Linked DNA regions of Homo sapiens: region 1 is linked to region 2. Evidence: read pairs that join two places in POLR2A ChIA-PET (ENCODE). Cell type or tissue: Panc1. All regions are shown on one strand. Links, peaks and the distances in the headings refer to the core of each region. The heading gives the core; the rest is flanking DNA.

The links. Peaks named below come from ENCODE experiments on the same cell type or tissue, not always from the same donor. Only the 100,000 strongest peaks of a DNase experiment are listed, where the experiment ranks them.
Region 1: POLR2A ChIA-PET joins it to region 2 with 10 read pairs; 4 of 35 experiments call an interaction of 5 or more read pairs at or near these places.

Annotation. Positions count from the first base shown.
Region 1 is chr10:24,240,077-24,254,317 of GRCh38, forward strand. All of the region lies in intron 2 of KIAA1217, which reads left to right. Among named protein-coding and RNA genes, the nearest start is that of MIR603, 28 kb to the right of the region's middle. In Panc1, for the core only: no CTCF peak of the experiment used is centred there; no DNase peak of the experiment used is centred there.
Region 2 is chr10:24,431,909-24,447,658 of GRCh38, forward strand. It overlaps KIAA1217, which reads left to right. Exons shown (of 21, transcript NM_019590.5): 4 at 1,087-1,285; 5 at 6,478-6,571. It overlaps LOC124902395 (a long non-coding RNA gene), which reads right to left and starts at 7,558. Exons shown (of 2, transcript XR_007062090.1): 1 at 7,482-7,558. RefSeq lists enhancers at 500-1,699, 555-1,191, 1,537-2,213, 8,886-8,935. In Panc1, for the core only: no CTCF peak of the experiment used is centred there; no DNase peak of the experiment used is centred there.

The DNA of each region.
Region 1 (14,241 bases), core at 6,242-14,241, 190 kb before region 2:
GGGTTTTTTTTGTTTGCTTCGGCTGCCAGTGAGGATAAGTAAACAGTCTTGCCAGCCATTTGGATGTGATAGCAATCACTGGATGCGGCTGTGGATCTGTGAGTTAGCTGAAAGGGGTTAGTTCAGAGGCATCAGTTGCCCTGTGAGTAGTTAGTTCCACCAAGCTTAAAAAGAACACAAAGAAAGCCTATTGTTTCTTCCACACAGTGCATGGCAGCGTGTGAGGTTAAAGCGGAGTTCAGAATCATCGAAAGATACCTGTGAAATGGGAATTTGGACTTTTGAAACTAAAACTACTTAGGAATAAGTGGATAGGCTTTCAAAATGTTTTAAGAACTGCCTCATGTGTGAGAATGAGACCTCCTGAAATTTTGCAGTTAGATAATGTGGATTAATGCCAGAACTCACATTCATATTAAATTGTTACCACAGTTATTGCAAAACAGTGAGTGACAAAGAACTGTGCCTCCAACATCGGAAGTTCTGGGCGTTGAGTTCTGGCTTCACCACTTAGTGGCTGTATAACTAGAGGAAAGTAAATTCATGTCCTTAGGCCTCAGTCATCATGTCCATAAAATGGGATGCCAGTAGCTAGCTGTGTTGTGAGGATTAAATAACAAAACAGACGTAGCACAGTTCTAAGCATTCATGTTCCAAATGTTAATGATTGTTTTTATTGACTGCTGAAATGGCATTGGATATTTAGAAAGTGTTTTTATATTCTTTACTTCCTCTTATCATTACAAGTAATGACTAGCAGTCAAGTAAGGCTAGTAGTCTTTTTTTTTTTAAAAAAAAAAGACAGGGTCTCACTCTGCCACCTAGGCTGAAGTGCAGTGGCGCGATCTTGGCTCACTGCAACCTCTGCCTCCCGGCTAAAGCAATCCTCCCACCTCAGCCTCCTGACTACTGGTGCATGCCACTGTGCCAGGCTAATTTTTTGTATTTTTGGTAGAGATGGGGTTTCACCATGATGCCCAGGCTGGTCTCAAACTCCTGGGCTCAAGTGATCTACCCACCTTGGCCTCCCGAAATGCTGGGATTACAGGCTTGAGCCACTGCACCCGGCCTTGGCTAGCAGTCTATTTCCACTTTACAGATGCAGAAACTGTGGCTCAGAGAGTTACTGGGAAATACGACATAATAAACTATCCTATACTGCCTGCACTTTTTCTCATTTTAGGAGGCATAGAAAAAAAATGAATGTGTTATTGAAATAACTCCCAGCAGCAGCAATGATTCTGTAAAGTAATTAAAATACAAAATGTTAAGTATGCCAAAGGAGCCAGGGTATTTATATTTTTATATTAATTATGCTTTTGCCACTTTTTTCTAGACAGGCTACAGAAGTGATATTAATTTACTTTTTACTGGTACCTACTGATAGGAGCTCCAGTACTGCACAGACTTAAAATTTTAAATTCTACCTGCCTGAAATTTTTCTTGGCCATACAAGTAGAGTCGGATTTTAATGTTACAGGTATTTTCGGAGTGAGAACCCAAGTCACCAAGGGGCTGTGGTTGCTACAGGGTGCAGAAGGAGCCTAGGAGTCGAATATACTGTCCTTTATTCCTTCTGTATTCTAGACGTTGGCACTTCCTCCCTTGCCTCTATCCCAGACAGAAACACAGCCCATAATTATATCCTACATCCATTGTATGTAAGAGACAAATATGTTTTTCATTGTGCTATTTTTAGCCACAGTGTTTCTAGCTGGGGAAAACACTCTCTTCATTCCAGGGTTTTCTTAACAATTTTTCCAGTTTTTCCATGTCAGACTATTCAGAATTATTCAGGTTCCACACTCCTGGGAGAAGGCTCTTAATGAAGTATTGAGTAGGCTCATCGAGGGGGATTCTAGAGGGATTTTGGCATCTGAGCTGCTGAGCCTGAACTCATTCTATGACAGATGATGTCTGTGGTCCCATGAATTAGGCTGCATTGAGGACTCTCATTCCCAGCACTGTTTGGGGGCACTGGGAAAAGGTTGAGTTACCTTATCCCAAGGGTAGATCTATAAGGAGAAAAGCAAATATTTATTTATTTGTTTTAAATTTCTGCTTTTATTTTTAGATATAGGAGGTACATGTATAGGATTGTTGCATGGGTATACTGGATCCAGATAATGAGCATAGTACCCAATAGGTAGTTTTTTAACCCACATCCCACCTCCATCCCCACTCTAGTAGTCCCCAGTGTATTTTGTTCCCATGTTTACATCCATGTGTGCTCCATGTTTAGCCCCCACTTGTAAGTGAGAACATGTGGTATTGGGTTTTCTATTTCTGCATTAATTTGCTAGGAAAATGGTATTCAGCTCCATCCATGTTGCTGCCAAAGAAATGATTTCATTCTTTTTTATGGCTTTATAGAATTCCATGGTGAACATGTACCACATTTTCTTTATCCAGTCCACCATTGACGGACACCTAGGTTGATTCCATGTCTTTGTGGATAGCACGGTGATGAACATAGAAGTGCATGTGTCTTCTCGGTATAATGATCTATATTCCCTTGGGTATATACCCAATAATGGCATTACTGAGTCAAATGGTAGTTCTGTTTTAAGCTCTTTGAGAAATCTCCACACTGCCTTCCACGGTGGCTGAACTAATTTCACTCCCACCAGCAATGTATAAGCACTCCCTTTCCTCCACAGCCTCACCAGCATGTTATTTTTTGACTTTTTAATAACAACCATTCTGACCGGTGTGAGATGGTATCTCATTGTGGTTTTGATTTGCATATCTCTGATGATTAGTGACGTGGAGCATTTTTTCATATGTTTGTTGGCTTCTTGTATGTCTTCTTTTCAGAATTGTCTGTTTATGTCTTTTGTCCACTTTTTAATGGGGTTGTTTTTTGCTTGTTGATTTAAGTTCTTTACATATTCTGGACATTAGACCTTTGTTGGATGCATTCTTTGTGAATATTTTCTCCCATTCTGTAGGTTGTTTGCTCTGTTGATGGTTTCTTTTGGTGTACAGAAGCTCTTCAGTTTAATTAGGTCCCACTTGACAATTTTTTTATTGTTGCAATTGAAAGCAAATATTTATTTCATTCAAAGTTTTAGTTTCAAATATGAATCACAAAGCTGCAATTTTAGGGTAGAAAAGAGTTTTGAACTCAAACATGGTGCCAAAACTCCAAATAGGTTTTGAGTCACTGATGAAATGTTTCTTAAATTTTATTTTATTTTCTTTTAGATTCAGGGGGTACATGTGCATGTTTGTTTCATGGGTACATTGCCTACTGGTGGGGACTGGGCTTCTAGTGCACCCATTATTCAACTAGTGAACATCATAACCCATAGGTAATTTTTCAACCCTCACCCCCTTCCCACCCTCCCTCCTTTTGCAGTCCCCAGGGTCCATTATTTCCATCTTTATGTTCATATATACCAATTGTTTAACTCCCGCTTAATAAGTGAGAATATGCAGTATTTGTTTTTTTTGTTTCTGAGCTAGTTCACTTAGGATAATGGCCTCCAGCTCCAACCATGTTACTACAAAAGACGTGTTTCATTCTTTTTTATGGCTGTGTAGAATATTCACATATATACAGGAATATATATATATATATACACATCTATGAATGTGTAGAATATTCATATGTATGAATACATACGAATGAATATATATGTGTGTTTGTGTGTATATATAGGACTATATATACACATCTATGAATGTATACAATATTCATATATATGAATATATAAGAATGAATATATATGAGTTTGTGTATGTATATATACATATAGATCCTGTTTTAGAAGCCCAGTGAAGCTTTTTATTACACTTAATTGTCGTAGCGTTCAGAGATTATCTTTGATCAATAAGTAGCGATCGCATTGAGCAGAGCACTTTACACCTAGTGGGTTTTAGCAAAGGCTTGTAAATCAGATGGGCTGCGTGCAGTGACTGAAGAAGTCTCCTGCCTGGATTCGGATCCTGCCTTCATTACTTGCTCGTAGCACAGGCTTTCCACTGAAGAGCATATGAAGTTTTGTTCATATTCCAAATAAAATAGAGCATCTGAATTTCCAATGCCTCTTGATAAAGGAATTAGTGGTCTTTAAGTATTACATTATTCTCTTTGAATGTCATTTTTGGAATTTTCACAGAAATGATTTCTTCAGAAAGAAAGGCACTGAAAATTTAACTGGAAGTTCCTCTCGGCTGGCTACCGGGGAGGTAGAGAGCAGAGAGTTCTCCTGGGTGGGAGGGATTTCTAGAAGCTCTTTACAGCTGAGGCCCTTTTCATCGCTATTTATTAATTTGACTTGATCAGAAGCAATCCAGTTTTGAAGGTGTAGTTTCTAAAATCTCTTTATTTCAAAGAAAGTCATCCTGAAGAATGGTGTCATCCCAGATGACCTTGCTTTTTCTCTTCAGATGTCTGGCCACAGAAGGGATCAGCAGGTAGAATGGGAAGGCTGTTTTCATCCTTGGGCATTAATTGGGCTTCCCTCTTTTCTTTCTTTCTTTTTTTTTTTTTTTTTTTTTTGAGACATGTCTTACTCTGTCACCCAGGCGGGAGTGCAGTGGCGAGATGTCCGCTTATTGCAACCTCCGCCTCCCGGATTCAAGTGATTCTCCTGCCTCAGCCTCCCGAGTAGCTGAGATTATAGGCATGTGCTACCATGCCCTGCTAATTTTTCTAATTTTAGTAGAGACAGGGTTTTGCCGTGTTACCCAGGCTGATCTCGAACTCCCGGCCTCAAGTGATCCGCCTGCCTCATCCTCTCAAAGTGCTGGGATGACAGACATGAGCCAGTGCTTCCGGCCAGCTTATCCTAACGGCAGGAAGCTTTGATACTTTTACTTCCTGACCACAGACTTAGTAGGCAGCAGGAACAGTCTTCAACTTCCTGGTTGTATAATTACAAGAGCCAATGTGAAATATTATGCATTTGGAGAAGCCCTTCTCTAGAGCTCTTATAGAAAAGGAATGTACAGCCAAGTTTATGGGAAGCATGAGGATGGTGAGTCCAAAGTCAAGGTAGGTGATAGCATTGGTGGCCCCTTGCAGCACCGGGAGTCTATATGGCGGTCTAACTTCGCACCCCCTATTTGTCACTTCATAGCACTCTTCACTTTCACTCCGTTTCACTTGCTCATGATTAAGCAACAAACGTGGTAATGGTGTTTCCTACTCTGAGTTTCACTAGATTTAGTAAACGCACATGATCATGCTGGTCCCGTCGAAGTGACGATAGGAGTCCTCGGAGCTGTGGTCTCCGCCCTGGCTGGTTGCACCTGCTCTGTGCTCTGCTCAGATCATACAAGATGGAGAGAGCAGAGACCCCATCAGAGAGAGGCTTCTGTTGGCTGCAGTGTGACACTGTAGACTTGCCAGAAAGGGCTCTCTTTGGACCTACTACTTGCCACTCAGAAGCAAATGGGCTGCAGCCTCATACGTTTTTGGAGTGAATAAGAGAACTAAGATTCTGATGGACCCTTGGTGATTTTCTCTCTTCAATATTATGAATGTTCATGAATGCCCCTCAGAAGGTCACAGGGATGTCAGATCTCATTTTCTCCCCTTCCCCTTCCCCTTCCTTTTCCTTTCCGAGACAAGGTCTCTCTTTATCACTCAGGCTGGAGTGTAGTGGTACAATCATGTCTCACTGCAGCCTCAACCTCCCGGGCTCAAGCAATCCTCCTGCCTCTGTCTCCCAAGTAGCTGGGACTGCAGGCATGTACCATCACACCAACTAATTTTTTTTTTTTTTCTTTTAGGTAGAGCCAGGGTCTCACTTTGTTACTTAGGCTGGTCTCAGACTCCTGGGCTCAAACAATCCTCCCACTTTAGTCTCCCCAAAAGTTTAGATCAAAGGTGTCAACCACTGCACCTGGCCAGGTCTCATTTTCATAGCAGTCACTGGTAGTAAGGTAAATGTGCTGCAGATAATCGTTTGGCCTGTGTTTTGGAGGGACCTTTTTGTTTTTTAATTGTCTCTTTGAATTTTGCACAAAGAAGGGTTGCACGGGCTCCGTTCATCTTTAACTTATTATTTGCATCCTTTTTTATGATAAGTTTTAAGACTACTGAAGAAAGCAGCTCCGGTAAAGAGCCTCACAAAGGCCAATTTTCAATTTCTCCCTTGTGGGCTGTGTGTGTGTTTATGACGGTCAGAAGAAGACAGACTCTCATTTAAAACTATTCTCTCTTCAAAGCAATTATAAAGTGGCCCCATCATAGATAAACTTGACCCCTTTTAATTGCTGGTTAGATTGCTTCTTTTTTCTCTCCCTGTTGTGAACAGGACTGCAGTGACCATCCTTGTATCTGTGCATGTGGGAACGAATCTGAAGGACAAATTTCTAGAATGTCAAGTTGGATTGCTAGTTTTGGAAGGTATTGCCCAAACTTTTTCTCAAAAACACTCAGTTTATTCTGTCGATATGAATGTTGCAGGGGATATTATGGTACGTTCAGAGAATACAGTTCACTACAGTGATGCCAATGTGTGAAATACACTTGACATGTGGGTAGGAACACATAACCAAGTTATATTTAGTAAACAATCTACCGAGCAGTAGAGTTAATATGATCCCATTTATTATTTTATTTTCTAACAATTACTAGTGATACTTTAGTTTGGTTCTTGCTTTTCTAAACTGTTAACCGTGAACATGTAACTATTTAAAACTTATGCTGGGTTTGCTGGGTCATGTCTGTAATCCCATCTTGGAAGCCAAGGCAGGAGGATCAGTTGAGGCCAGGAGTTTGAGACCAGCCTGGCCAACATGGCGAAACCCGATCTCTACTAAAAATATAAAAATTAGCTGCACACGGTGGTGCGCATCTGCAATTCCAGCTACTTAGGAGGCTGAGGCAGGAGAATCACTGGAACCCGATGGCGGAGGCTGCAGTGAACGGAGATCACACCACTGCACTCCAGCCTAGGTGACAGAGCAAGGCTCTGTCTCAAAAAAAAAAACAACCATATATTATTCATTAAATGCATGTTCATGCTTACTTAACCAACAGTATGGCCCTTTGGCTTAGTCTCATAGTCTATCTGACCCTTATTTTCTTTTCTTTTTTTTTTTTTTCAAATGCCCCTTTCATTATGAAACTCTTTTTTAACTTTTAATTTAAGTTCAGGGGTATGTGTGCAGATTTGTTACATAGGTAAACTTGTGTCATGGGGCTTTGTTGTACAGATTGTTTCATCACCCAGGTATTATTTTATTTTCATTTTAGTTTTTTAAATTTCTTTTTAGAGGCGGGGTCTCACTGTGTTTTGCCCAGGCTGGTCTCGAACTCCTCCTGGTCTCAAGCAATCCTCTCGCCTCTGCCTCCCCAAGTGTTGGGATTATAGGCATGAGCTACTGCACTCAGCCCACCATTTGTTTTAAAAAGGGTGGATCCTATTTGTATAAAAAGCCATGTGCATTTTCTGTGTACTTGTCTACACATTAATTTCCAGGCTGGGCGTGGTGGCTCACGCTTGTAATCCCAGCACTTTGGGAGGCCAAGGGGAGGCAGATCATGAGGTTAGGAGATCGAAACCATCCTGGCTAACACGGTGAAACCCCGTCTCTACTAAAAATACAAAAACAAAATTAGCAGGGTGTTGTGGCGGGCGCCTGTAGTCCCAGCTACTCAGGAGGCTGAGGCAGGAGAATGGCATGAACCCGGGAGGTGGAGCTTGCAGTGAGCTGAGATTGCGCCACTGCCCTCCAGCCTGGACAACAGAGTGAGGCTCCGTCTTAAAGGAAAAAAATTTCTGGAATGATGTCCAATAAATCAGAGAGAGGGACTAGAAGACTAATGAGGACAGAAGCTTTTATTCTTAACACCTATATTTTGCTACCATTTATATTGTCATCATATGCATATAACATTTTAACATTTAAAAACTAGTTTAAACAGAAATGGTTGCCCTGGAATGTGGCCTGTGTTCTTTCAAGGGAGGCCAGCAGTTTCTACAGTGGCTGAGATGGTACCTTCATCTCACACACCTACGCAGGAGTGCATTTGTGCTTTGATGTGGTTGTCCCTTGAAGAAGGAAGCAGTTCTCTTTTTCTTTTTTCCCTTTTCCATTATAGGATCAGTCACTTCTTGGGGCATTAGTAGTCTCATTTCCAGTGGCATCTTCCCTTGGCAAAAGGAATCCCAGATAGGACCTCATCTTTCTAAACAAATGCTGTTTTGGGTCCTAACCATCCCATGTTTGCTTTGAATATGTTTAAGTTGCCTGGAATTATCAACAAAAGAATTAAATTTATTGTAGGTCAGGGCATCTTTTGACTCATTGTATAAAACATTCACTTTAAATGTATACCGAAATGTCCTTTAGGCCGGGCGCAGTGGCTCATGCCTGTAATCCCAGCACTTTGGGAGGCCAAGGCAGGTGGATCACCTGAGGTCAGGAGTTCAAGACCAGCCTGGCCAACATGGTGAAATCCCGTCTCTACTAAAAATATAAAAATTAGCCGGGCATGGTGGCGGGTGCCTGTAATCCCAGCTACTAGGGGGGCTGAGACAGGAGAATCGCTTGAACTTGGGAGGCGGAGGTTGCAGTGAGCCGAGATCACTCCACTGCCCTCCAGCCTGGGCAACAAAGCAAGACTCCATCTCAAAAAAAAAAAAAAAAAAAAAAAAAAATGTCCCTCATACCTAAACCTTACCTCTTGCTAATTTGCTGAGGGTTCATTTTAGATAAAAGGTGTTTAGGTTTTCATATTATGTTTGTAACTGTATAGCTATGATTCAGTTTCCTAAATGAAAAAAGAAACTGTTTTAATGTACAGACTATTTAGATTTGAAAAGACTGTGAGAGCTTTTTCTTTTATAGCAAGACAAGTCAAGAATAGAAGGCACACTGCGAGAGGGATGTCTTTTGAAAGAAAAGAAACACTACTTTTTATATTCTCAAATCACTGAAGAAAGCTTTAGACATAATTTCAAACACTAGCTCCTGTTTAATTCAGATGCACAGAATGCATTAAAACCACGAGTGTAGTGGACGTGATTTATACATTCTCTTAGCACAAATCAGTACCTATCTTCACTGTAATTAGACTTTTCTTCCTTTCTCCTTCTCAAAAGCTACTTTTGAAACCTTATGTTTTCCCTGGACATATTTTCTGTACTTCATAAAATAGCTCAGTTCTGCAACTAACTGCAAATATTTGCAAAAGGGAACAAATGTAAAATAAACGTCCCCTAATGCAGTGTTTGGTGAAGAAACATATGTCTGACATTAGTTGGTTAACCTGAAAAATAGTAAGAAACAACTCTACTTAGGGGAAAGGGGGTAGAATTGAGCCCGTACTGTGCAAATCAAGAGAAAGCTATAATTTACGCAATTTTTATTAAAGAGAATACAAGTGCTGTAGGCTTGGGGTGGTGCTAGGTCATATTTAAGCCTAATTGAGCTTTTTCTATATCATTAGAAAAATGGGCCAAGTTTCCTATATTATAGGGTAAATACAACATTTTCTTCCTGCAAATATTAAATACCACTGGCTTTTTAAGACGTAAACATCCAAATCTCAAATGTCTTTATTCATGCCAATGCAATACAATAAAAATATTCCCCATATACACTTAAATCACTGCAAGTAAGCCTTAGAATCCCCACAAGTATTATTACTTACTATATCTCAGAAACTTTCACACACATTATTTCAAATATAGTTCTCCCAAAAAAACCCTGCGGAGAGATACCTGTAAACCAAGGCTGAGACTAGCCTAGACAGTTCGTTCTTTAGACAACAGGAGTGGAGATTTGAACCCAGCTATTGTGACTCAAGCAAGCCTAGGGCATGTTTCTGAGATCTCTAAGGTGTGCGCTGTGAAACCGGTGGCTCATTTTATGGGTTGGATTTCCAAACACGACTATCACAATCATGCCAGGAATCAATGACTGACTTCTTGCCTCCGTGGCCTGAAGTTCTCCTCTGCACCTCCTACCTTTTTGCCATTTCAGTGATGCACCAAAGGGTGGAGTTGAAGAACATCAGTTTTGCTGCTGCTTGTTGGCAATACTCTCAAAAAGGCGTGGGGAGGGAGAGGTGTAACTCACCCCTGAAGTCAAGCCTGGAGATTACTTGTCAGGAATGTCAAAAGCATTTGTTAAGCAACCTTCTTCCTGGCATTTTAAGAAGAAAGCCGCATACATAGATCAAATCCCTTCCTTCAGAAACCTGTACTCTCTGAACAGAGCCTTGGAATTCAGCCTAGAGAAAGAATACTTGGTGGTTCATAGAACTTGGTTCACAAAAGAGTGCTTGCTGCCCACGCATTTTGCACAATGACTCCCAAACACACAGAATGCACATTGGCAACAATTTTACGCGTGTTTCCAAAAGTGCTGACTGGAATTGAAGGGACACATTTGGCACTTTTTTTTTTTGAAATGGGGTCTCTCTCTGTCACCCAGGCTGGAGTGCAGTGGCGCAATCTCGGCTCACTGCAACCTCCACCTCCCAGGTTCAAGCGATTCTCCTGCTTCAGCCTCTGGAGTAACTGGGACTACATGTGCCTGCCACCACGCCTTGCTAATTTTTTTTTTTTTTGTATTGTTAATAGAGACGGAGTTTCGCCATGATGGCCAAGCTGGTCTCAAACTCCTGACCTCAAGTGATCTGCCCACCCCCCGCCCCTCGGCCTCACAAAGTGCTGGGATTACAGGCGTGAGCCACTGTGCCTGGCCACATTTGTCAACTTTCATTGGTCAATGATTGATGCAAGCCAGAATAAGAATAGATTGGGCCGGGTGCAGTGGCTCACACCTGTAATCCCAGCACTTAAGGAGGTCGAGAGAGCAGATTGCTTGAGACCAGCAATCTGAGATCAGCCTGAGCAACACAGGAAGACCCTGTCTTCACAGAAAAATGAAAAAAATTAGGCCAGGTGCTATGGCTCACACCTGTAATCACAGCACTTTGGGAGGCTGAGGTGGGTGGATCACCTGAGGTCAGGGGTTTGAGACCAGCCTGGGCAACATGATGAAACCTGTGTCTACTAAAAATACAAAAAATAGCTGGGTGTGGTGGTGCACCCCTGTAATCCTAGCTACTCAGGAGGCTGAGGCATGAGAATCACTTGAACCCAGGAGGCGGAGGTTGCAGTGAGCCGAGATCACACCACTGCACTCCAGCCTGGGCGACAGAGTGAGACTATGTCTCAAAAAAATTAAATTAAAATTAAAATTGAGCCTGATGTGGTGGCACATGCCTGTAGTTCCAGCTATGCAGGAAGTTAAGATGGGAGGATCCCTTGAGCTTGGGAGATCAAGGCTGCAGTGAGCTGTGATTGTAACTACTGCATTCTAGCCTAAGAAACAGAAAGAGACACTGTCTCAAAAAAAAAAAAAAAAAAAAAACAAGAAAAAAAAAGAAAGAAAAAAACAGATCAGAGGCCCTGGCCTGGGGTCAGTTTCTCCAGAAAGGCCTGCACAATGGAGTTTTCATGTAAAAAATTTCTTACATCCTGATTTTAAAAAATCAGATGATCAGGAAACATTGAGTTCCGATTCCTTTGTTACAACCTCCACTAAAGCTAAGTAACAGCTGCTGTATTAAGATGGGGCTCCCCCTCTCCATCCCACACCTGCCTCCCTTACATGCCTAACTCCTGTTGTAAATAGGGACCCTAATCTGATGTTTTTGTAGTCCCTTTCCTAGGGGCACTGTGGGGAGGTGGAAGGAATTTCACCTTTGTTGTTGGACAGACTTAGATTTGAGAACTGGTTCTACTACTTACTGTTTGTGTGGTCTGGGACAAGTCACTTGGTCCAAGTAAGCTTCTGCATCTGTTAAAAAAAAAAAAAAAAAAAAAAAAGGGGCGGGGAGCTAAGAATTCCTGCCCAGCAAGTTGGTTTGCAGATCAGAGGCAGTGTGTGAGAAGTACTTAACCCAGCACCTGGCATATAGTAGATGTTCAGGACATCGTAGCAGGAATAAGGGAGACATCTCACAAAACATTTTGTGAGAAAGGATCAGTTTCTATCTAGTCAATGTCTTAAACATTCATAGGTTGTTCATGGTGGGAGCTGCTCGAGGAATCATCCTAGTTTTATGGAGGAGGAATCTGAAGCTGGAGGAATTGTCTCCTTCAAGATTACTTAGTTAAAGGCAAACAGGTTCATAGCCAGTGGCTCTTCACCAACCCACAAAAAGGCCTCAGATTATAATTTTGAAGATTAAGTATATGAAAGTGCTATTTGAGTGATTAAGTGTAAGCATCAGATCATTTTGAACTGGTGAGATGGCTCACACCTGGAATTCCAGCACTTTGGGAGGCCCAAGAGGGAGGATTGTTTGAGCCCAGGAGTTCAAGACCAACCTGGGCAACATTGTGAGAGCCTGTCCCTACAAAAAATAAAAAAAAATTAGCCAGGCATGCTGGCACACACCTGTGGTCCTAGCTACTCTAGAAGCCGAGGCCAAAGGATTGCTTGAGGCCAGAAGGTTGAGCCTGAAATGAGCTCTGATTGCGCCACTGTGCCACAAGCTGGGCGACAGCAAGACACTGTGTCCAAAAAAGAAAGATAATTTTGATTAGCACAAAGATGGGACAGCTACATGTGATCAGATTTGGAAAAAAAAAATAACCATTCATTCATTCATTCATTTACTCGGCACTGATTGAGTCTAGTTTGGACAGGTATTGCCCTAGTCTCTGGGATGACAGCGAGAGGCAAAACACAGACACTCACTGCCTGCATAGAGCTCAGAATGTAATGGTGGGAAGGCAGAGGAGGAAACAGATATACAGATAATTTTAGATGGAGATACCTGCCATGAAGGAAGTAGAGGAAGGCCAGGTGCAGTGGCTCATGCTTGTAATCCCAGCACTTTCCCAGCACTTTGGGAGGCTGAGGCAGAAAGATCGATTGAGCCCGGGAGTTTGAGACCAGCCTGGGTAATATAGCGAGACCCCGCCTCTACAAATAATTAAAAAAAAAAAAAAGAAATAGGATTACCTGAAAAGGAGCCAGTCTTGCAAACAGCCGGGCAAAGAGTGAGCAAGAGTTTTTTGGGAAGAGGTGCACACAGCAAGTGCTGAGACCCAGAGGAAGGAAGGGGCTTGTCTGCTGAAGGACCCAGGTGCCCTGGGAGAGGTAGCCAGAGGCGCTTAGTAAGCTTCAATCAGGATTTTAATCTTAATATAGTGCTGAGGGTTTTAAGCAGAAGAGTGATAGAAGAGAGTTAGCTTTTGTGCAAGCACTATTATTCATGGAAGTCCCCTTTCGATGGGGTAGTGGGGACTCCTCACTAAGCTGTCCTTCTATCTCTGTGGCTGTCTCAGAGAAGCACTGTGGAACTCCAGGGTGCTACGTAGCTCACCACGGTGACCCCCAATGCAGGCCACTTACAGAAGCTTGAAGATCTGTGATTTGCTCACCCAGGCTCCCATGCCGAGTGTTCTTGTCATTAACTCAAAAGCCAAATGCTGGTATTTCTGTTCTTACTTGCTTGATTGTTTGTTTACCAGTTCTCAACATCTTCAGTGTCCACTTGGTTACTAAAATGTTTACTCCTTAGCCCAGTGTGTAGGCATGTGCCTGTAATCCCAGCTACTCAGGAGGCTGAGGCAGAAGAATCTCTTGAACCTGGGAGGTAGAGATTGAAGTGAGCCAAGATTGTGCCACTGCAATCCAGCCTGGGCAACACAGCGGGACTCTGTCTCCAAAGAAAAAAAAAAAAGAAAAGGAAAGAAAAAATTATCCAGGCATAGTGGTACTCACCTGTAGTCCCAGCTGCTCGGGAGGTTGAAGCGGGAGGATCACCTGAGCCCAGGAGGTTGAGGCTGCAGTGAGCCATGATCAGGCCACTGCACTCCAGCCTGGGTGACAGAGTGAGACTCTGTCTCAAAAAGAATATAAAAATAATAAAAATAAAATAAAATGTTTCCTCTTGATCACAAAAAAAAGGATATAGTTCTATGCAATCATGTCTGAAACAGGATACGTGTGTCATGCATCCCTGAGTTCGGGTTACCTCAATGACATGACCATTTACCTAATCTTTGCTTTTTCATCTGCTCTCAATTGAAAAGAAAGAAACCATTAATTATATTGAAAGATGCTGACTTGTAAGCTTCTCCCCTCTCCTGGCTCAGGTCAGTTGCTCAGAATGCACCCAGCAAAGATTGGCTGAACAAAGACAGGGAGATGTTGTGAGTCCCACTGATGCCCTTAACACCGGGCATTGTTCAACTTGGGGTCATTTGTGAAAATGATGGGAATGCAACTTCCTCACTTTACAGATGAGAA
Region 2 (15,750 bases), core at 4,369-12,368:
ATATGAACATTCAATAAATATGTATTAGAACCACAGAAATCTTGTTGCATTTCCACTGAAAATGTTTCTGAATGGACTAGACAGATTTAAGCTATGTAGCTTACCCATGGCTATAATGATTGTGTTCCTAGTTAATGAAAGACATGAAAAAAAATCACTCTATGAGGTCAGATTTCTAAATATACCTTTCCAAGGAATTAAGTATCGTCCTTTTTTTTTTTTTTTTTTTTTTTAAGATGGAGTCTTACTCTATCGCCCAGGCTGGAGTGCAGTGGCGTGATCTCAGCTCACTGCAACCTCCCAGGTTCAAGCAACTCTCTTGCCTCAGCCTCCCGAGTAGCTGGGATTACAGGCATGTGCCACCACACCCAGCTAATTTTTGTATTTTTAGTAGAGATGGGGTTTCACCATGTTGGCCAGACTGGTCTGAAACTCTTGACCTTAAGTGATTCGCCTGCCTCAGCCTCCCAAAGTGCTGGGATTACAGGCGTGAGTTACCGAGCCTGGCCAAGTATTGTCTTTTGCTTTAGGCTACCAGAGGTTTGCTTCTTGCATGTTTGTTTTTGAGTCAGGGTCTCACTCTATTACTTAGGCTGGAGTGCAGTGGCGCAATCATAGCTCACTGCAGCCTGCAACTCTGAGGCTCAAGTGATCTTCCCACCACAGCCTCCTGAGTAGCTGAGACTACAGTCATGTGCCACCACACCCAGCTAATTTTTTTTTTTCCAAAGAGATGGGATCTTGCTACATTGCCCAGGTGGGTCTCGAACTCCTGGCCTCAAGCAATCCTCTTGCCATGGCCTCCCAAAGCACTGGGATTACAGGCATAAGCCATTGCACCCAGCCCTTGAATTTTTGAAAATTAGGCTCTTTAACACCTGCTTGGACTTCAAAGAACGAAGGTGAGTACTTACACAATAACCAAACAGTGCATTCCTTGGAAATTCCAAACCTAGATCTCTTGTTACATGCTTGCCAAGCTTGTCCTGAACGTTCCTAAGTGCAGCAGGAAAGAAGTGGCTCAGCTTGTGCTGTGTGTCCCCTGAGTCTTGACCTGTGACTAATAACTGTTTCCTTTGTGTGCAGGGGTTCTCTATCTCCAGTATGGAGATGAAACCAAGCAGCTCAGGATGCCGAATGAAATCACAAGTGCAGACACAATCCGTGCTCTCTTCGTAAGTGCCTTTCCACAGCAGCTCACCATGAAAATGCTGGAATCGCCCAGTGTCGCCATTTACATCAAAGATGAAAGCAGAAATGTCTATTATGAATTAAATGATGTAAGGTAAGTTGTGACATCATTTTTTGCCTGCCATTTTGCCTTAGAGTTTTTTTTGTTTTTTGTTTTTTTGTTTTTGAGGGGTTTTTTTTTACCCACTATATTGCATTTAGAGTGTTTTTTTGTTTTTTGTTTTTTGTTTTTTGTTTTTTGTTTGGTCCATCATATCCCTTTCATAGAGTTTATACCAAATTCTAATTTCTTTATATCCTAGTGAAGAAAGCAGATTCATTATCCTGATTGGTTGGGCTTATTTCACCCAGTCAGATGATTTCACTATCTGGTTTTCTACAATTCATTTACAGGGTATAGCTTATAAAAACGAGGACAAATTTCTCCGCCACAGATTTTTGAATGCTACATCTGAAAAGAACATTAGAAATGATTCAGTCCACCATTTTATCTAAGGGTTAGGGAAACTAAGGCCCAAAAAGGTAGCGGAGAGACCTGATCGAGGTCTTAAGAGTTGTAGGCAGTACTTCATTCATATTGGAACTTTCCCAATTCCCCCTCAAGTGTTCTTTCCTCCATAGAAAGACCCTGTGGACATTTTAGGTAATGATCCCACTGGGTCGTTATTTACACATAACAAGTTAGAATAAAAGCAGTGGGCTCTGTATTATTTTCCATAAGAAAAGAGACTGAGAAGCATCTTCACTTTCCATTCATTTCTTAAAGAGTTGTCCTTTACCCAAAGATCTTACTTTCCAGGTGGCCTTTCCCCAGGGCCCCCAGTTGAATATCCTCCAAAATTAAGCTAAATGGACTCCTGCTATTGATGGGATTGAGAGTCAGTTAGAAACAAAAGCATCTCTCTCTCCCTCTCTCTCTCTCTCTCTTTTTTTTTTTTTTTTTTTTTTTTTTTTTATGAGACAGTCTTGCTCTTTCGCCCAGGCTGGAGTACAATGGTGCGATCTCCGTTTACTGTAACCTCCGCCTCCTGGGTTCAAGCGATTCTCCTGCCTCAGCCTCCCAAGTAGCTGGGATTACAGGCGCCCACCACCAGGCCCAGCTAATTTTTTTCTATTTTTAGTAGGTACGGGGTTTTACCACGTGGGTCAGGCTGGTCTCAAACTCCTGACCTCAGGTCATCTACCTGCCTCGGCCTCCCAAAGTGCTAGGATTACAGGTGTGAGCCACCATGCCTGGCCTCATCTCTCTTTTTTTGAAGACAGGGTCTTGCTCTGTCACCCAGGCTGGACCTCAGTGGCATGATCATGTCTCAGTGCAGCCTCGACCTTCTGGGCTCAAATGATCCTCCCACCTCTGCCTTCCGAGTAGCTGGCACTACCGGCACATGCCACCATATCTGGCTAATTTTTAATCTTTTGTAGAGACAGAATCTCCCTATGTTACCCAGGCTGGTCTGAAACTCCTGAGGCAAGCAATCCTCTAGTCTCGGACTCCCAAATGGTTGGGATTATAGGCGTGGGCCACCACACCTGGCTCAAAAGCATCTTTATTGTCATTTTGGTGTCATGTATACAGTAGAAAGAACTCATTTGATCTGTTCCAACCAAACAACCTGGAAAACAGGACTTAGATCAACACAAGCAATCAGTTGCTAGTATGGTCTCTAAACATTTTAGAACTCCACAGATTATTTAGTGACTAATCCAGCCATTTCATTTTATGGAACCAGAAACTCAGACGCATAAAATTTGAGGGACTTATTCAAAAGCACACAGCCAGCTAAGTACCAAGCTCTGCCCCAAATATGGCTGTTCACACTTCTTGGTCAAGAACTTTTTGATTTCTTCGAATGTTCCCTCACCAAATCACTGGAGGCAGAACTTGGGGTTTCTGAGTCCACACCCTGGGGGGAATAGCAAGTTGCCCTGTTTCTTCATCATGGAATTAATGGGTACCACTTTTAAAAAATATGCCTCTAGTGCATAATAAATGTAAACTGATCTGTATCTACCAATGATCACAAATGACATATTTAGGCATGTGCCCAGGTGTATGAGTAATTTAGAACTTTCAAAGTTTGACACATGCCTCAAGGTATAGATACTACATCTGTTTCACAACCTTACAGCTTTTTAAAAATGTGTTTAAATATTCATGGGTACCCAAAAATTCATGTTTGTTTTTAAACTAAATTATTAATCAAGCTGTCACCAAAAGAAATTTTTTGCATTCACAAAGCGTAAACTTGAAACATGAAATAATCACATTATATTTAAAGACAATGTTTGTAGTAATATAATCCCACATACTGTTTTTACATGGAGCTGCCAGTTACAACAATCATCTTACATTTCTGCCTTTGCAATTAGAGGAATTGAAGGACACAGTAATAGCAAGTAAACATGCAACTTAGGGAAGCCACACTTGATTATGGAGCTCAAGGCTGATGAGGTTATTATGAGTAATTGGGCCTCACTGTCTTGCAGCCTGTGCAAGGATTTTTATATTACAATGAGTCACCATTTTCTAGAGCTTTTCTCAAGCTTCAAAGTATGGCTACTTTGCCTTCTTTTTTACATTGTTTGGGAAAGTCGAGAAGTAGTCACAAAATAAAAGAAATGAGAGGGAGGAAAAAGAAGAAAAGGTCATGATTCTCCTTAATGGAAATCTAGTTGATAACATAAATGAAACCATCAGTCAATATGTTGATATTTGTGAAAATGATGATCTTGTTGATCCGTAAGTTGTAGTATGGATAGCCTAACTTTTTTTTTTTTTGAGACAGAATTTCACTCGGTCGCCCAGGTTGGAGTGCAGTGGCATGATCTCAGTTCACTGCAGCCACCACCTCCTGGGTTCAAGTAATTCTCATGCCTCAGCCTCCCGAGTAGCTGGGACTACAGGTGTGCGCCACCACGCCAGGCTAATTTTTGTATTTTTAGTAGAGATGGGGTTTCACCATGTTGGCCAGGTTTGTCTCGAACTCCTGACCTCAAGTGATCTGCCCACCTCGGCCTCCCAAAGTGCTGGGATTATAAGCGTGACCCACTGCTCCCAGCTTGATAGCCTAAAGTTATTTTTAAAAAACTCTCATTTAAAATATTTAAGTGGAAAGATCACCGATTTATAAATTTGTCTGTAATTTTACTTTTCAGTTACTTTGATTTAAATAAAAAAAAGAACCTAAAAATGTTCAAATGTAGACAATGTTTTATTTGGTGATGACAGTAATGTTTATGCTATGTGAGCACATGCATGTCGCTTCCAAAGAATTATTCTATTTCTTGATTTTATGCATTAAATGCCTTGATTATATTTTATTTGAATGGTAGAAGAAATTTTCACCACCAGCATTATATAAGACAAAAAAAAAAAAGGCTGGGCGCTGTGGCTCACGCCTGTAATCCCAGCACTTTGGGAGGCCAAGGTGGGCGGATCACGAGGTCAGGAGATCGAGACCATCCTGGTTAACACAGTGAAAACCCGTCTCTACGGAAAATACAAAAAATTAGCCGGGCGTGGTGGCGGGCACCTGTAGTCCCAGCTGCTGGGGAGGCTAAGGCAGGAGAATGCTGTGAACCCGGGAAGCGGAACTCACAGTGAGCCGAGACGGTGCCACTGCACTCCAGCCTGGGCGACAGAGTGAGACTCCGTCTCAAAAAAAAAAAAAAAAAAAAAAAAAAAGACAAAAGAAAAGTATCATGTAGATTTCAACTGGAGACAGTGACTTTAATCTTCTAAGTTCAGAGACAAATTTCACTGCACTTCCTTCAGTGTTTCTGAAGCGTGAGCATATTTGCTAAACAGTTGCCTATCTCATCATTGTGTTAGGCTCCTCATATTTTCCTTAGGGAAATGCTATGGAGAGTTCAGGTCAGAATATTGTGTTGTAAATGTTGCCACAGTAAATGCAACCCCGGCCTTTACTGTTGGTTCATCTCAGATGAATATGTTTCTAAAGTCATGATAAACCAACCTCATGCATTTTAAATACCTCCAGAATCACAGTTAGTCTTTTTCATGGCTCCCGTGAGGTTTTCTAGTTTTTCACGTCCTCGCCTGTGACTCCTTCCTCTGGCCAAATGGGGAGCTCCTTTAGTGAAACCCCACATCCTTACCTCTGTGAGTCTCCCCTTCATATTCACCCAGCCCCCTTTAATAACAGGGCTGCTGGTTCCCCCTCAAGCCGACTTCTAACAAGCTACTGGAGCAACCGTGCAAGCTTGGGCTAGTCATTGCTTCAAAGCAATTACTGGCGGATATTTAAAGGAGAAAGAGAAGACTAGTCCAAGAATCCTCCACTTCAGTTAAAACAGAAACACAAGCCAGTAATCCCAGTGATTGGGTCAGCCCACTAAATGAGGCTGCACCTGGAAGAGAGGAATTCTTCCTCCTGCCCACATTTCTCTGAGCTAGCCCAGCCGGCATTGGAAGGGATCACAGTGTAGACAGAGCCAAAAGGGCCTTGGGTGGCCCTTCTGCTGATGAAAGCTGAACATGGAGGGAGAGAGACTTCATAGATATTCATGTGCTCTTCGATAATTTTAAGGTAGGCTCTGATCCTGTCTTTTGCTACGTTATGACACCTTGGCTCTAAGAGCCGGGTTCAGAGAAAAAAGAAGAATTTATCTGCTGCTATTTCTTCACATCCAGCAATTCGATTTGTATATAGAAAAACTAATTTTCTAACCCACTATGGAAGGAAAAAAGGCATGGTAAAGATATTAGATCTTTTTGGTACTGTTTTTTTTTTTTTTTCTGGACTCCAGATACCTTTTCTTTCAGTTGCCGAAAGTGTTTGAAGGCAAAAAAAAAAAAAAAAAAAGAAAAAGAAAAAAATCTTCTTTCATGTACATTCATTAGATAAGCAGCAAACCAGGTGTTTGGGAAAAGTAAACAATTAAATATTTAAATATCAACCAAATCTCTTTGAATGTATTGTAAATATTGGAACTTTATTTTTTTTTTTAAAGCCTTAGTTTCCATACTCGGAATCTTGAAAGAAAGTTCGTGCCACCCAACATTTATGGGTGGGGAACTATACTGGAGGAATAATACTTTCTTGGGGAACAAGAAAAGGAGAGAAAAGCTGAAGTCATTTTTCTTCTTCTTTTCCGTATTTATAATTGCCTATTTTATGGTCACATAGCTTTTGACTGGCGTACTGTAGATAGCCTTTGGATTGTCTGTTCATGTTTTTTACCTGATCTTTAAGGGCAGGCTAAGGAAATGGCCAAAGTCAGGCTTCTTTCATCTGCCATAGTTATCGATGTTTTTGATTCCAGGAACATTCAAGACAGATCACTCCTCAAAGTGTACAACAAGGATCCTGCACATGCGTTTAATCACACACCAAAAACTATGAATGGAGACATGAGGGTAAGTGTTTCTGTCATATTTTTACTTATCTTCAGTGGGTCAAAGCGTCCCTCCTCTTGCTTGTACTCCTGATGTAATCAGAACTCTACAACTGAGTTTTGGAGGGTTCTCCGCACTCATCTCACCTAGTGGATCATTATTTGTTCTTGGTAGAGAAGTAAGATTTCCTGGTTATTTAGGGCAAAGGGATTAAAATAAGGCTGGACACATCCTAATTTATCTTTAAGCAAGGAGTTATGTCCTTACTTTAAATGAATTCTGAAAATCTTCCTATAAAAGGGTCCCTGGTCCACAGTATATTAACTGACTCAGAAGATCTCTTGCATTTCTTTCTCCAATTAAAGCAAACCTAACATACAAAAAGGCAAACAGCAAGGTGCACAATTGCATGGAAAATCTATTCATACTCTTACATTAGCTCTTCCAAGTTCTAACATTCTAATTCAATTTCTCACCTTCTAATTCAGGAGCTACCCTGGAAGAATTTTGTTGTTGTACTGTCTTAAATATTACCATATCCTCTCTGAGCCATGCTGAGGTCATAATACAAAAATCCGCATGATTTGGGAACTAAAATTCTCTAGCTTTAGATTGTCTCAGGAGATTATCCAAACATTCAAAGCACACAGGGATGTTTTGAAGAAAAAAGAAGGAGAAACTGAAAAAGCAGATTTTAAGATCATATTAATGCAGGTCCACTAGAAAGGGATTGAGTTTCTAAAAATAAGGCTACATTCCTCTGTAGCAAAACTGGGAGGTAAAAAGAAGATTAGCTTCTCAGCTGTACACCCCCTACACACACACACACACATTTGGAAGACACTGTGCCATTTTTTCTCATCTTTTCTACAGATTAGCACTTGGCTGGATGCTCAAGTTTAGCTAGAAAAATAAATAAATAAATGATTACCTTTTATTGCCAAAGAAACCCAGGCACTGTTCTGTCTTGGAGCTGCAGTTTTGTTCCTGAGCGAGGCTGTCTCTGCTTCCTGATAGTACATATTAGTTTCCTGTTGCTGCTGTAATAAATTAGGACAAATTCAGTGACTTAAAACAACACAGATTTACTCTCTTAAATTTTAGAGTCTGTAGACTGAAAGTCTCTGGTCTGACATAAGGGGTCACCAGCAGGTATGCATTCTTTTCTGGAGGCCCTAGGGAGAATCTTTTCTTTTTTTTTTTTTTCCCCCAACTTCTAGAGGTCATCAACATTTCTTGGTTTGCTGTCCTCTTCCTCCATCTTCAAACCCAGCAAGATAGCTTCCCTTTGACCCTGCTTCCATGCTCACATCCCTAACCCTCCCATGTCCACTTTTAAGGACACTTTAAGGACATTGAGCCTCCCTGATCCTCCAGAAAAATCTCCCTATTTCAAGGTCAGCTGACTGGCAATCTTGACTCCCCCTTTTCCATGTAACCTGATGTAGTCACAGGTTGAGGGGACTAGGATGCAGACATCTTTCAGGGACCAGCATTCTGCTTTCCATATTGGGTAAGTTTAGAACCATAAAAGAAGCCAGCAGATCTAGCTGAAAGTGCTGGGAGAAGGTCTGTCCTTCTGGACTGGAATATGAATGACGACATTGTGGGATCAGAGCCTACACTTCTGGAGGGAAAGGCCTCTCACGTACTCAACTGCTGTTATTTTTGTGTCAGAAATGATGTGTGACTTGAATTGAAAGCTGTGTCGCTACTTCAGAAATTCTAGGATTTTCAGCCTTATTTTGCCAGTTATACTTTATGTGTAAACCAGAGCCACATGGAGACAGATTGAGTCATGCCAATCGTGAAGCATGGACTAAATATTACAGCACCATTTGCCTTTTATTACTCTGTTATTCTCTTTCTTGGAGACATTCATCAATGTCTTCGCTCCTTGAATATCTTTATTTTTTGCTATGTCTAGCCTTCACCCTGGAGTTCCATGGTGCTGAGAGTTCTGTTCCTATCACATAGAGCCATTTCCACACCGGTGCCCCAGAATCGCCTCTGAGAATCTTGTTTGTGGCTGGAAAGACACCTGTTTTAACCCTCCAGCAGCTCTGGTACCTACGTAAGGACCAGCAGTGAGGACTGAGAGTATCGAATATTGACCGTATGAACAAAGCTGATCAGGATATGCAGAACATGTGCTGTGGGTTTCTGCAGAGTGGTTCTGTTCTTACTTCAAGATGAAACCCTGCTGATCACTTTTTCTGGGTTACCCAGAGCCTACTTTAAGCCCTCATTTTGTGTGTGTGAGAAACTCAATCATTGTCCCCAAATGAAGGGACAGTAAATGTTCACCATCTAACCAGCAGAAAAGCTTTTGTGTTTCAATGCAGATTACTTAGAAATGAGAAATAGAAAGCGGTTTCAAAGCCAGCTAGGTGTGATCATGCCTGCAGTTTGCAACTTGGTTCCTGTTCACAGATTGCAGACGCTAAAAGGCATGGAATTCAGCTGCCCTCACCTTTTGGCTCTGCAGGTTGGAATTCTTTTTCCTTTCTTGATGAATGTGGCTGCATTGCCATTAAAGGGCAGGAAGCTTTGTTGAGCCCTGCCTCTGGAGCCCAGCTGCACAACCCACTGCCCATGGTGGAGAACAGAAACAGAGAACAGAGCAAGCATCAATTGTTGTAGACTAAACCACGCTGCAGCGTGGGGTTAGGGAACTCCGTCCTCCCTTATGTTTGCAATGTGAGCGTGGCCATGAAGGAATTCGATGCTAACTACTCACATGAGTCAGTCACTGCAGTCCTGCCCCTGATGTCATTAGACCTCACTCCCCAGCCTCCAGAGACAGCCTGGCACAGACCTCCCAGCTGCCTGCTTATGACCAATAAACATGCATGTCATGAAAAACATCAGTTGGAATAAGCAGAGGGGCAACAAAAGTCACACCAGAACTCCTCAGGGGCTCCTGAGACTTTCCTTAACCAATGAATGTAATATCTTGCCTTTGAAAGAAAAGAAAATGTAAAACTCTCCATCTAAAACAGTCTTCCCAGAGCGGTTTTATGATTGGAAATGTGTTACTCAGGAAGCGTGCTAGACTAGGCCTCAGAGTGTGCGTGGAATGCATGCTTGGTGGGGAAAACGTGTACTAAATTTTCATCTAGCATCTAGCTGAGCATTTTTGAGGCTAGTCTGTCTAAGGAGACTTGTGGTTCTCGGCTGGAACTCAGCATACCTGGCTCCTGTTTCTCTACCCACCACCCTGATCTAATTTAATTGCGTGGCTTTTGTTTCCTTACATCAGATAGGAGCTTTGATAATTCAGTTCCCAAGGGACTGAGCTCACCATATGGAACAGGCCCTTTTGCAAAATTTATATATGTACTCACAGGGTTTTAAATTCACAAATGTACAACTTGAAGATGGAACCATTCCATTTCATGACTCTCAAAAAGTACACGTTTTTCCATACCAGCAGTTTGTTGAAGGAACTGGACAATTCTGCTTTGAGGGTGACTTGCTAGTCACCAAACCTGGTGGCTTTTTCATAGTGTGGGGGCTTCTCCACCTTCTTGTGTGCTTTAAGACAACTTTCCAAGACTCTCTGCTCTCATCATTTAATACTCTCCCTCTTCTCTGCTTCCTTTAATTTCTCTTGCATGTCTTTGATTTTTACTTGTATATAGACAATTACCAGATTGGCCCTACCTCTTAAATTATTCCCCAATACCCAAGGTAACTGCTGCCTCCCACCCCTCTTCTACTGATCTTTGTATTTGACACCAGTGAATGGTCCCCTTATAAATCATTGGTCTCCATGGCACTTTTGTGTCTAAATACCTTGTCTGCATTCACAGACACCTCAGCTTCCTTCATTCCCTAACTCTTCTTCCTCTTGCCTGTGTTTAAGCAGGCTTCTCTAGTTTGGAGTTTATTTGTTTTGTTTTTTTAAATTTACTCTTTTTTATCTGAACCTTTGCACTTGTGATTTTTATCTTACCACTTGTTTGACTATTACATCAGTGTGGTTGACCCTTGAAGCCATATCCCTAACTCTGCCATCTCTAGAATTCAAGACCCAAATGTTCAGCTTCTAAGTGTCTTCATATGGAGATCATTTCCGTGGTTTCCAATGCATTCTGTTGAAGAAAAAATTCCTAATCTTTTTTCCACTCAAGTCTTTATCCTTCTTGATTACCTTTTGAAGAATGGAGGGGCTATGATAGGGTGTGTGTGTATGTGTGTGCACATGCATGTGTGCCTGTGTGTGTATGCATGCATATTTTGGGGAATGTGGGAGGAGGGATGTAAAACATTGAGTTACCAATGATTCTTCTCTTGCCTGACCTTTATTCTTCCATGCATCCAGCTGGTCACCAGAGTTCATCCACTCCACTTTGCAAGGCCTCTAACAGATGACCCTTCTGCCACTGCCTGTACCAGTATTCTTACAATAGCTAACTTATTTGAGCATTTATTAAGCACTTTTGTGGGATTTTTTTTTTTTTTTTTGAGAGGGAGTCTCACTGTGCCATCCAGGCTGGAGTGCAGTGTTGCAATCTCGGCTCATTGCAACCTCTGCCTCCCAGGTTCAAGCGATTCTCCCACCTCAGCCTACTGAGTAGCTGGGATTACAGGCATGCACCACTATACCTGGCTAATTTTTGTATTTTTAGAAGAAATGGGATTTTGCCATGTTGGCCAGGCTGGTCTCAAACTCCTGACCTCAGGTGATCCACCTGCCTCAGCCTCTCAAATTACAGGCGTGGGCTACTGCGCCTGGACAGTAATGTTAATTATTTAATCCTCAAGATAAACTTTTGAGCCAGGTCTTGGTATAAGCCCCCCTGTTTACAGATGATGAGACAGCTCCTTATGTTAAGAGATTTCCCCAAGGCCACACAGCCAGAGAGTAGCAGAACAGAGATTTAAACCCAGGCACCGTGGCTGCTGAAATTATAGCCTTCATTATCTCTCTACTGAATCACCTAACAGTTCTTACTTCCCACATCTCATTCTCCTGTTCTCTTTTTCCAAGTGTCTCAAATTCACTCTCCCTCTCTACATATCTGCCTTTCAAAATTCTACTCATCTAACATATTCCAGAACAATTGTCTAATTCCTTCAGCAAATTGCAGTCATGAAAAAAAAGTGGGGGAGGGAGCACAGTTAAGTTTCTCGGGGGTCTTCTGTACCATAATAACAAAATGTGGCCTGTGCACCATCTTCAGATTTTGAGAAGAACAAAGCAACTGTAAAAGACATCTTTAAAACTATTTGGGAAATTTGAACATGTGTTAGGAATCAGGAGATATTAAGGGATAGCTGGTAATTCTGTTAGGCATAATAATAGGTTAGTGGTTATGTTTTAAAAGATGGAACATACTAAAGTGTTTACAGGTTAAATGACATGAAAAATGGGACTTGCTTTAAAATACTGCAGCAAACCAAGAAAACAAAAAGGTGGAAGTAGATGAAACAAAATGGTAAAATGTTGAAAAATGTCAAAGCTGGATGATGGGGGTACCTTTTATTGTTTTCTCTACTTTTTTGTGTTTGAAAATTTTCATAATAAAATCTGTTTGTTTTCTTTTCTTTTCTTTTCTTTTTTCTGAGACAGAGTCTCACTCTGTCACCGGGCTGGAGTGCAGTGGTGCGATCTCAGCTCACTGCAACCTCTGCCTCCCGTGTTCAAGCAATTCTCCTCCCTTAGCCTCTTGAGTAGCCGGGACTACAGGTGCACACCACCACTCTTGGCACATTTTTGTATTTTTTACTAGAGACGGGGTTTCACCACGTTGACCAGGCTGGTCTCGAACTCCTGACCTCAGGTGATCCACCCGCCTCGGCCTCCTAAAGTGCTGGATTTACAGGCGTGAGCCACCATGCCCAGCCCATAATAAAATCTTTTACAAAATAATAAAAACTTGTTTTTAGAGCCCAAATAAAAGACTTCCTACCCCAGGAAGCTTTCGCTAATGCTCTGTCAGAATTCATCTTTCCCTTTTGGGGGCCTGTTGCACATTCGCATTGTGTTATAATCATTTAGCTGTGTGTTCATCTCATGCAAAAGACTGTACACTCTTCAAAGCCACAAGCCATATTATGTGATGATTCATCTTCACGTCCCTCCAAAAACCAGTCATGGCATCTTAACCCCTGGTGAGTGCAGAGTAAACACACTTGTTAAACAGGATGCGCTGAGTGTCCTACTGATGGTCCTACAAATGCCATATTATTCATTTTCTATCATTAATGAGGACCCACTGTAAAAATATCTCTCTGTTCTCATCACCAGAAATAGTTGTGCTTCTCCTGGTTTATTTTTATCATATGGACACTTTGAGTCTTGTAAGTGATCATTTTCCCTCTTTGTGTTGCTACTCTAAAGCTTAGAATTAAATTTGTGGCCCACCCACAGCAAGGGTACAGGCATTTGTGGCGTGTGTTTTGTGTGTTGGCTTCATTCCTGGACTCTCTTTTTAATTTTCCTACTTTCATCTTCCTTTGGTTGCACATTCTACTTTGACTTCTTTTTTCTGTAAAACTGTAAAAATGTATAGGAACTCTATTAATTTCTTGGTGCAATCTATCAGGATATAAATAGTATTCATTCTCTACCATCGTTGTTCTAGATAGAAGATAGCAAACCTTTTTGTGTCTGCAGAGTAGGCAGTGTGTTAAGTACTTTACATATTATTTAAATTAGTCAGTAACTCTGGCAAAGTGGGTATACTGACTTCGTTTTCACAGGTGATAAAACTGAAGCCAAAGAGGTCTTTCCCAAGCTCACACATCTGATCAATGTTGGACACTGGATTTGAACTTGTTTCTGCTTGTTTATACACAGCCCACAGCCTCCCTTCCTTGATATTTCCATTTAAGTTTTGCAATTTTGAAGTGATGTTCCTACTAAGACTTTAGAACAAACAAAATATGCTTTATTAAACATTTGTTTCATTTCTGTTTTTAATTATTATTATACTTTAAGTTTTAGGGTACATGTGCACAACGTGCAGGTTTGTTACATATGTATACATGTGCCATGTTGGTGTGCTGCACCCATTAACTCATCATTTAGCATTAGGTATATCCTAATGCTATCCCTCCCCCCTCCCCCCACCCCACAACAGTCCCTGGTGTGTGATGTTCCCCTTCCTGTGTCCATGTGTTCTCATTCTTCAATTCCCACCTATAAGTGAGAACATGCGGTCTTTGGTTTTTTGTCCTTGCGATAGTTTGCTGAGAATGATGGTTTCCAGCTTCATCCATGTCCCTACAAAGGACATGAACTCATCATTTTTTATGGCTGCATAGTATTCCATGGTGTATATGTGCCACATTTTCTTAATCCAGTCTATCCTTGTTGGACATTTGGGTTGGTTCCAAGTCTTTGCTATTGTGAATAGTGCCGCAATAAACATACCTGTGCATGTGTCTTTATAGCAGCGTGATTTATAATCCTTTGGGTATATACCCAGTAATGGGATGGCTGGGTCAAATGGTATTTCTAGTTCTAGATCCCTGAGGAATCGCCACACCAACTTCCACAATGGTTGAACTAGTTTACAGTCCCACCAATAGTGTAAAAGTGTTCCTATTTCTCCACATCCTCTCCAGCACCTGTTGTTTCCTGACTTTTTAATGATCGCCATTCTAACTGGCGTGAGATGGTATCTGATTGTGGTTTTGATTTGCATTTCTCTGATGGCCAGTGATGATGAGCATTTTTTCATGTGTTTTTTGGCTGCATAAATGTCTTCTTTTGAGAAGTGTCTGTTCATATCCTTCACCCACTTGTTGATGGGGTTGTTTGTTTTTTTCTTGTAAATTTGTTTGAGTTCATTGTAGATTCTGGATATTAGCACTTTGTCAGATGAGTAGGTTGCTTAATTTCATTATACATCTCTTTCATGGTATCTTTTTATATTTAATTTTGCTTCATTCTCTTCTTTTCTGAGCACACTAAAAATATATCCATTAAAAAAAGAAAAGAAAAGAAAAGAAAAAGAGTGAGTTGCCCATTTAGTATGTGTGTCTGCAGTGGCCACTGAACTCAGAGCACTTTTTCTCACAGGGCAGTGTTCTTGTTGAGAAGAGGGGTTTGGGATTCAGGGAGTATCAAGTCATCCCGTAGTAACAAAAGAATCCCACAGAAATGGAAGTTTCAGAAAACACTCCTAGCTGATAATCTATTTAGAGATCGTTTTTGACCCACCTGTAATATCCCCTTCACTCATGCAATGACAACGGTATCAATAACTAACATTCCTGACGTGCTTACTCTGTGCCAGTCACCATACTGAGCAATTTGCTTGTATTTACTGCCATTTGATTTTCACACCTATACAATGTGAGAGAAGTTCTTATTATTCTCCTGTTTCAGAAGTGGAAGCTGAGGCTTAAGAGAGGTCAGTGTGCTTGCTCAAAGCTACCCAGCTAAAGAGAAGTGGAGCTGAATTTAGAGCCAGGCAGGCCAACTCTAGAACTGGCCTTTGTAATCATGCCTGTGGTCACTACCGTCCGTCCTTTCCCACCACTGTCTTCATCAGTGTGTCGATGAGTCATCGCCACATGTCCATGGGCCTCTCATTTCTGAAGACCTAACCCAGAAGCCACTCTCTTCATCAAGCCTCTCTCACTTCTTTCCAAACCTCACCACTCACTGTCCCTTCTCGAAACTTCCATAGAACTTCACCTCCCTGCCCCGCTCTCTTTGTGCACTCCCCTTTTCCTGACTGCACTGAGTTATTGATGCACGCTTCTTTTTCTTTTCCTTTCACCATTTTATTCTTTTTTTAATGAATGATTTATATATTTATTTATTTATTTATCTATTTATTTTATACTTTAAGTTCTGGGGTACATGTGCACAATGTGTTATATATGTATACATGTGCCATGTTGGTGTGCTGCACCCATTAACTCGTCATTACATTAGGTATATCTCCTAATGCTATGCCTCCCCACTCCTCCCACCCCACAACAGGCCCCGGTGTGTGATGTTCCCCACCCTGTGTCCAAGTGTTCTCATTGTTCAATTCCCACCTATGAGTGAGAACATGTGGTGTTTGGTTTTCTGTCCACACGTCTTAAGTGTCTTTCAGCTCTAAGCTTCTCAGGGACAGGGTCTCCATTTCATTCATCTTCACGCTCCCTGTGGCTCTCTCGGACAATGCCCTGCCCTGAGTAGATTCTCATTAAATACCTGGATAGAAAAAGATACTTACTTCAGCCCTTTT